Linked DNA regions of Homo sapiens: region 1 is linked to region 2. The links are chromatin loops, found by intact Hi-C in ENCODE. Cell type or tissue: CD14-positive monocyte. All regions are shown on one strand. Each heading gives the region's core, and the rest is flanking DNA. Links, peaks and the distances in the headings are about the cores only.

Region 1 (4,400 bases), core at 70-4,069, 190 kb before region 2:
TAAGGCAGGAGGATCACCTGAGCCCAGGAGTTTGAGGCTGCAATGAGCTATGACTGTGCTACTACACTCCAGCCTGGGTGACAAAGAGACCCTGTCTCTTAAAATAGAAGACAAATAAATGTGGAAAAGTCCTTGTTTCTGGCCCACAGTGATTCTTCCCCAGTCCCCACCTTTTTTTTCCTTTTTATAGGGTGAAGGGAAGAGAGAGAAGCTCAGGAGTGTATTTGAAAGATTACATGTTATTATTTTATTGAACATTTCCAATGATGTTTGTAGTAGGAAGACTTTTGGTTCAACAGGTACCACATATTTACACAACTTTTTAGCAATTCCAATCTCTTTGTGGTTATTCAAATAAGTCAAGTCATTCTTTCCTTCTGTTGCTTTTGAACACTTTCCCTCTGTCTAAAGTGCCTTGAGACCCTTTGTCCATCTGACCAACTGCCACTGTTCTTCGAGGAGGCTCATGTGTCATTTTCTCCTGGAATAATTTTTTCTTTACATACCACTGAATGTTATAGTAACCCTCCTTCTATGCTCCCATAACACCCTATGTGTATCTCTTTTTATACTGTAATACAACTGTTAATTTTCCCTTTTTTTCCCCCATGACACTGTTCTTGAATGTCAGGAACTTAGTTTTCAGATTTTGTTTGAATGTCCAGCAACTAGCACAGTATACCTCAGTAGATACTTAGAAAATTCATAGAAAAAAATAATTAGCAATTTGTCTTTCCAGAATGTATGCTATACAGTAGAAAAACTACTGTATTGAACTCTGCCCATAACTAGCTGTAACTCACAAAATCTGAGCCTCCAATAAAGTAAGGTAATTATTTAGATGTCTAAAGTTCTCTGTGATTCTCAACCTAGTTTTCATTTCTAAATATTCTGAACAAGTAATAAAGCTACTTTTAAAAGAATGGACTTTAATTCAAATGCTTATTAATTTACACAGCTCTTATCTCAATTCATTAGGTTTTAATATAGAGATTTTATTAGTATAGTGGCTGTCAGAGAACAGCTTTCCTAACTTGATGGCCTTAGGGCTATAATGATCTATGTTTCTCTCCACTTCGCTGGCATATGATTTTCTTCCCTTAATTTCTCTTTCTCCTTGTTATCTGTTGCCTCCACTTCTATTAATAATCTCACTTTTTGCCTAGATCCAGAGCTAGTCCACGAAGGGGCTTGCCATATGACAGAAACTAGTGATGGCTAAGTGGAAGAAAATGAACTCCAGAAGTCTTTTCTTGTCTTCTCTTGCTCAGAGTGAAGGCATGTTGATTTTACAAAGACTTCAACCCCAGTTCCCTTGCTCACTACTATTCCTTCCACCCATATTCCATCTTGTAATTTTGGACAGTCAAAAACATAAAGAGGGGAGAGCCTTCTTATTTTCTGTCTGGTTCCCTTTATCCTTTCCTGTGTTTTTAAAACCTCTACCCAATAATTTTAAAACAGTCTCCAATCTTACAATCTGTCATATAGAGAAAGGAATCCATTTCCCACTGAAGCAGAGAAATGTGTCCCTGCCTAAAAATATCTTCTCATGGTAGTTAGTTCCTATCACTAAGATACTGTTAGTATTACAGGCACATTATAAATTAGATAGGCTTTTTTGGTCCTGACCAAAGGGGTCACTGCCGCATATAAAATCAATTTAATTGATTTATGGAGGTGGGGTTTACAGATTGCAGTTACAAATTAACTTTTGAAATATAAGCTACTTATAATTCAGGGTCTGGTTATCCAATCATAAATAGCACTTTTTGTGTTCTGAGTCACACTAAAACAGTAATGAGTATCTTCCTCTGCAAATGTGTTAGAAAAGATCAATGCTGTATTAGTTAAAATGTACCCACCATAAACAGTATTTATTGAAAACAATTTGAAAAGAGATGTACAAACCTAGATGTGTGCTCTATTAGAAACTTACACTCTATGAAGTACACAGAATAAAATTATTTTCATAAAAACTTAACTGGCAAGTAAAGACAGGTAATGCTTATCACACTGCTTATAAATTCTACTGCCTGGTTTCTTTTAAGTATAATATGTGAACTCTTCCTATTTGTGAAATTGCCATAACTGCTGCACAAATGATTTAAATTAACTTAGAGAAATTTTTAAAAAATTTTTACTTTAAGTTGTGGGATACATGTGCAGAATGTGCAGGTTTGTTACATCGGTATACATGTGCCATGGTGGTTTGGTGCACCTATAAACCCATTACCTAGGTTTTAAGCCCTGCATGCATTAGGTATTTGTCCTAATGCTCTCCCTCCCCTTGGCCCGGGGCCTGTCGCAGGCCCTGGTGTGTGAGGTTCCCCTCTCTGTGTCCATGTGTTCAACTTAGAGAGAAATTTTTAACTCTCAGATATATAAGGTTTAAATGTCAGGCTAAAAGTTTTAATTTTAATTACTGAGCTGATTACTTCTCTGAAAAGAGTTAGGTCTATTTCTTCTTTGATTAAACAGATTGGACAGCCTAGGTAAAATGGGGGAAGACAGGAAGTTTGCCTGGGCTAGACAGTCTTGCTTTACATCAGTTGTCTTGAAGTAAGTGTTAGAGTTCTTTCACTGTATTCCAGTTTGAAAGATGACAAAGTATACAGACACCTCATCTCCAATGCTCTTTTTAAATTTAATTTTATTTTGAGACAGGGTCTCGCTTTATCGCCCAGGCTGGAGTGCACTGGTATGACCATAGCTCACTGCAGCCTCAAATTTTTGGGCTCAAGCAATCTTCCAACCTTATCTCTCGAGTAGTTAGGACAGCAGGCGTGCGCCACTATGCCTAATTTTTAAATTTTTTGTAGAGACAGGGTCTTGTTATGCTGCCCAGGCTGGTCTCGTATTCCTGGCCTCAAGAGGTCCTCCTGCCTCATTCTCTCAAAGCACTGGGATTACAGGTGTGACCCACTGCACTTGTCTTCCCTTTTTAAACTAAAGCAATAACTATTAGTTAAATACCCAACATATGGAAGGCCAAGAATTGAAGGGGATACAAAGAAATGTAAGAAATGGTATGTGTCCCCAAAGTGCTTAGACTTTAGCTGGGGAGACTGAATAAAAATTTTATGTTAAACAATACAAAATTTAAATAACTTTAAAAATACAACTAGAAGAAATATTACAAGATGGTGTAGTTATTTGGTAAATGAATGGTGCAATAATTGGTATGATGGGGTTTCACAGGTGACGGGGATCACTTTCTATTAACAATAACACTACAGCACTCACCACCACTTATTGAGTGCCTTGTATGTCCCAGGCTGGTTTAGAGTACATTACCCGTGTATCAGGAACCTTCACAATGATCCTATAAGGTGTACTATTATTGACAGGAATAAGAATTTTAATGATGAGAAATGTACTCACCGAGAGCTGGGTACAGAGGCTCACGTCTGTAATCCCAGCACTTTGGGAGGCTGAGGTGGGCGGATCACCTGAGGTCAGGAATTCAAGACCAGCCTGGCCAACATGGTGAAACCCCATCTCTACTAAAAGTACAAAAATTAGCCAGGCGTGGTGGCAGGCACCTGTAATCCCAGCCACTTGGGAGGCTGAGGCAGGAGAATCACTTGAACCCGGGAGGCAGAGGTTGCAATGAGCTAAGATTGAGCCACTGCACTCCAGCCTGGGTGACAGAGTGAGATTCTGTCTCAAAAAAAAAAAGTACTTACAGAGGTTAAGTAACATGTACAAGGTCATGTAGCTAGTAAACAGCAGAGGAGCTGGGATTTAATCCTAGGTTCTCTCTCTCTAATTCCAAAGCCAGTCATCTTTTTTATTGCTCTCATCTTCCCATAGGAAGATGGTTCTCAACTGGAGCCAATTTTGTCCCTCAGGGAATATTTGGGGATATCCAGAGACTTTTCTGTTTGTCATAAATGAATAAGTGAGGGTGAGTGGCTAGTAGGTATAAACTAGGAATTCCACTAAACACCCTACAGTTCACAGAACAGTCCCGCTGACCAAAGAACTGCCTGACCCAAAAGTCAACAGTACTAAGGAGATGCTCACTAAACAAAGACTTTCCAAAAAACCTGTTAAAGGTAGGACTGGAGCTCAGTCTTGAAGCACAGGTAGGATCTGAAAGGGGGGGTGGGGGTGGGGGTGGGGGGGGCAGTGGTGATAAGGGTGAATTCCAGATAAGGGAAACAGAACACATAGTACAAGATAGCTTCAAAAGACAGTGAATAAGCCTATTAGAAAAACTGAAGAAAAGCAATTTGAAGGGGAAGTGGGAACAAGACTAAAAAGCTGAAATGATCTTTCTGAAAAACTAAGACACCTGGACTAGATTTGATAAAGATTGCTGAACAGGAAAGAGACATGAACAATATAATATATCAAGAATAATCAACATAATCAGGAAACCAGGGCAAAGAGAC
Region 2 (4,400 bases), core at 275-4,274:
AAGATAATCACACTTGAAAGGAATCACCCTGTCAGCATCCTTTATAGGCTCCCTTGGGTTATCTTTATTCAAGAGAGAAATTTGAAAATTGAATTTTAATAATGCTCCAAATTAGAAGTATAAGGTGCAGCATCAATATCACCATGGGGCCTAGGGCACTGCCCTCCCCAAAGCATAGATCTAACTACAAGTTACCGTTCCAAATACCAACCTCATTTTACTTTAGCCTTTTAGGGCTTCACAAAATAGACAGTTATTTTATGCTCACTTAAGAGTACAGCACAGTTGTAGGTCAAGTGGAGGTGGTGGTGGTGGTAGTACATATGTATGTGTCTGTGTGTGTGTTTGCTGTGGGAGCAGGGGAAGTGCTCCGCTCGACACAATCATTCAGAGACGAAATCAGATGGAGGCTCTGCCATCTTCAGTGAGAGGCTTCCAAGGTTGCCCTGAATGTCAACATTCACGTAGCAGAGGAATAAAGAACACTAAGGATTGTGGCGGGGACCTCATGCTGGTGAACATCCCTTCCTTTGCTAAGATTTAATTGCAAGACTGCATCAAGCTGCAAAGGTGGGGGAGGAGCTGGCAGAAATAGAGTCCCTAGCTGCTCACCCACTTTTTAGCAGCAACTCTACCCTGTATGAAAGAGGAGCATGGACTTTTGATATACAGCCAGGTATGTCTGATAGGGATGGAAACCTTCCTGAAATGCATGAGTACTGCTCCTGAATGATGCAGAGAACATAATCCTTTCTTGAAAACTTAGTGCAGTTGTTTCCCAGTGTGTGTTCCTAGTTAACCTAATCCTGTGAGGTGCTCCCAAAACAAAACTAAACAAGACAAAAGTCTTGTGGTCAGAACGCCATAATTACAATTTCCACAAAGGGAACATTTTTGGATGTGAATTGCATTTTAACATATGTGACTCTTTTAATTCATTTCAGATTACTTAAATGGATGGATTTTTTTTTTAAACTGTCACTCTTCTACCTGTTTCTCTTCATCTTTCCCAGGTGCCTTTACAGCTGTGAAGTCAGAGAATGAAACATTTTGTGGGTGATGACTTGTAGTTCTGTGCTTCCTTTTTATCTGGCCCAAGTTTTCAATCAAAGAATCAAAAAAGAAGCTTCAAGGGAAAGAAGAACCTGTGTTTGTTTTAGGTATTTAATAGTTCTTTGTTGGTTTGCATTCTGCAGGATATCTAACACTATGTATACATATATATATATATAGAGAGAGAGAGAGAGTGTGTGTGTGTGTGTGTGTGTGTGTGTGTGTGTGTGTGTGACGGACATTCATTCCTGTTGCCCAAGCTGGAGTACAATAGCGTGATCTTGACTCACTGCAACCTCCACCTCCCAGGTTCAAGTGATTCTCCTGCTCAGCCTCCCGAGTAGCTGGGATTACAGGCATGCACCAGCACTCCTGGCTAATTTTTGTATTTTTAGTAGAGACGGGGTTTTACCATGTTACCCAGGCTAATCTCGAACTCCTGACCTCAGGTGATCTGCCCGCCTCGGTCTCCTAAAGTACTGGGATTACAAGCGTGAGACACTGCACCCGGCCCTAACACTGTTATATTTTTCTAGAGAAAATTTCTTCAGAGTTAGAGAAACTATCTGATACCACGAAGAAAAAAAAAAAGACAAACCCTGCTATGGCAGGTGCTTCTGAGCTTGAGTACGTATTTTAGCTTCCTACACATTGCACTGTCTATGATTTAAGAGTTTCAGATGACAGGAAGAGAAAGAAAAACTTCTGTTCTTTTCTAACAAGTATTCTTAGAAATGCCAACTCATTTTTCTGGAGTATATATAGCACAAGTTAACAAGAAAATGAATCACTTCCAGTACTATGTGGGAACTGTGACACTGTAGTAACACAGCTTACTTTCAAACGAGTGGCTTGAAAGCAGCATTCTCTATTTTTAAAGTTACAATTGGATTACCAAAGTGGGTGAGCAAGACTCTGAAGAGGGCTCTCACCTCAACTGAGTTTAGGGTTGTCCTCAAAGTTAACTGAACACATTTAATAGTAATATATGTAATTGTCATTGTGCTGTGTATTAGTCCATTTTCACATTGCTGATAAAGATGTACCTGAGACTGGGTAATTTATAAAGAAAAAGAGGTTTAATGGACTCACAGTTCCACATGGCTGAGGAGGCCTCACAATCATGGCAGAAGGTGAAAGGCACATCTTACATGGCAGCAGACAACAGAGAAAATGAGAGCCAAGTGAAAGGAGTTTCCCCTTATAAACCCATCAGATCTCATGAGACTTATTCACTACCACAAGAATAGTGTGGGGGAAACTGCTCCCATGATTCAAGTATCTCCTACCAGGTCCCTCCTGCAACATATTGGAATTATGGGAGCTACAATTCAAGATGAGATTTGGGTAGAGACACAGCCAAACCATATCGTGCTGGATGATAATTGGGTATAAGTGGTATTCAGTCCCACATATGAGTCTGTTTTGTCACAGCAAACCAAGCATTTCTAGAATTCTGGTGGGTATCATGTCCTGCCTGCCCTTTGTTAAAGAGAATCAACTCTGGGATCTAATTAAAGATAAATTTTATTTTTAAAAAACCAAATATTGCAATAGAGGAAAAGAGGCTCACTATTGAACTGAGCTCAATTCCAAATACAGTGTGGACAAGTAGGGATTTATAGCCAAGGACAAGGGTGGGGACCAGTGGATGGAAAAATTACTAAGAGGAAATATCAGGGGTAAGGGGGATTTTAGCTAAACTGATGGTAGTATTCTTATTGAAGGCAGGCTGGAGAGATCAGATTCTAAGAGTGAGGATAAGGAATTATTAGATATCAAAGATGGGGATTCTTGCTAAACTCACCTAACAGAATTTTTTTTTGTTAAGTCTTGGCATTGTAAAGATGGACACAGGAGTCTGAAGGTTGGAGCATGTTGAGAAGTAGCCTCAGAGGAGCCTGACCAAAGCTGGTCAAGGAGTGTCTTAGTCATCCCTGTATTCCACCTTTCCCCTGCCACAGTTCTCTTTTCTCCAAGCCTTATAACCTATACCTGCTGGCAGTTCTCAGGCCCTGCATCAATCCCAACTTAGGGCAAAAGGAATTGGAAAGATGACAAGTAGATTTCAGTGGATGCCTGCTCTGTTTGATTGGTAGTGGCTGCTAGAAGCTCAGAGTGAACAGAGTCTGGGTCTGGGCTCGCTCAGTGGGACAGAATGGCATGGGGCAGGAAAGACTGCAGCCAGCAGCACCTGGGATGGAACCAGGATTTAAGAAGCCTAAGATTTATACAATTTATACAAATGTATTACCATATGAACAGATTGCCAAGGCCTTGGAAAACACCTGTGGAAAGGAGAGGCCCTAAAGCTTAAGGTTTTTTAGCTTCCCAGTAAATTTGCCTTTGATCAAGTCACAAGCGTGTCATTCCTACTCTGGTCCTTTCTGGTCATATGTTTAATGCACAGAGAAAGAACTGGCTGATCATATAAAATGCGCTAAACCTACATTCCCAAGAATTGTAATTACAGATTATTATTGTCTTCATTTTAATTTTTTTTTACAATGATCTTATGTAAGTTTTATAACTATAAGAAAATGGAATCAGCTTTCTACTGTACATAAGTAGCCAAGGGGCTGTTTGGGCAAGAGCAAAGACAGCAGCACTTCTTGGAGACTCAGCGATTGTAATTCTGCTCCTACTGGGTAAATCCTTGTCTATGTTTATCTCATCTAGATGCTTTCATGTGGAATTCTGAAAGATGTTAGGGGCACATAGACACACAAAAACCTTTTTGGGAAATTTTTAACTTTTAGGATTTTGGAAATGTTCAGAAAAGTTGACAGCCAGACTCCAGTGTCATTAATATTTACTATGTCCCTTCTTTATTCATGGACATTCCAGCATCATTTATATCATCTTTGTGAACCAGTTCAAATGAAAAAGTCCCAAGATAGAACTCTCAATCATCCATGCGTGAAACAATATGTAATTAAAACTGACAATTGAAATATACAAATAATTCCATATTTTATGTAACTATTGTCATATGTTTCCCTACTTATCATTTACCAGAACTGGAATTTTCCAAGGAGGGGAAAAAATCATAACAGTTAACATTCACTGAGCACTTAAATTCGGTGCCAGCCACAATTCTAAGCACTCAGCTAAACTTCACAAAACCCTAGGTCATCGATAATATTGTCCCCATTTTATAGATGGGGGCAACTGAGGTACACGGGATCAGGAATTTGGCCATAGTTAAACATCTAGTAAGTAGCAGAGCCTGGATTTGAAATCAGGGAGTCCAGGGCCATCCTCTTTAATGCTGAATTATGCCACAGTGGAGTGATATGTAGAGAACCAGAATTCTAGAGCTGGGAAGTCAGATCTTGGATTGGGTA

Evidence for each region. Peaks named below come from ENCODE experiments on the same cell type or tissue, not always from the same donor. Only the 100,000 strongest peaks of a DNase experiment are listed, where the experiment ranks them.
Region 1: it touches region 2 in a loop (6-fold over the local background); 1 of 110 quality-filtered maps calls a loop at or near these places.

Annotation. Positions count from the first base shown.
Region 1 is chr13:49,075,533-49,079,932 of GRCh38, reverse strand. The region is part of intron 3 of FNDC3A (fibronectin type III domain containing 3A); the gene reads right to left. Among named protein-coding and RNA genes, the nearest start is that of FNDC3A, 100 kb to the right of the region's middle. In CD14-positive monocyte, for the core only: no CTCF peak of the experiment used is centred there; no DNase peak of the experiment used is centred there.
Region 2 is chr13:48,881,866-48,886,265 of GRCh38, reverse strand. The region is part of intron 2 of LOC107984559 (a long non-coding RNA gene); the gene reads right to left. Among named protein-coding and RNA genes, the nearest start is that of FNDC3A, 92 kb to the left of the region's middle. RefSeq lists an enhancer at 1,625-1,864. In CD14-positive monocyte, for the core only: no CTCF peak of the experiment used is centred there; DNase peaks (open chromatin) are centred at 1,345, 1,835 and 2,285; H3K4me3 peaks cover 1,250 bases; H3K27ac peaks cover 1,174 bases.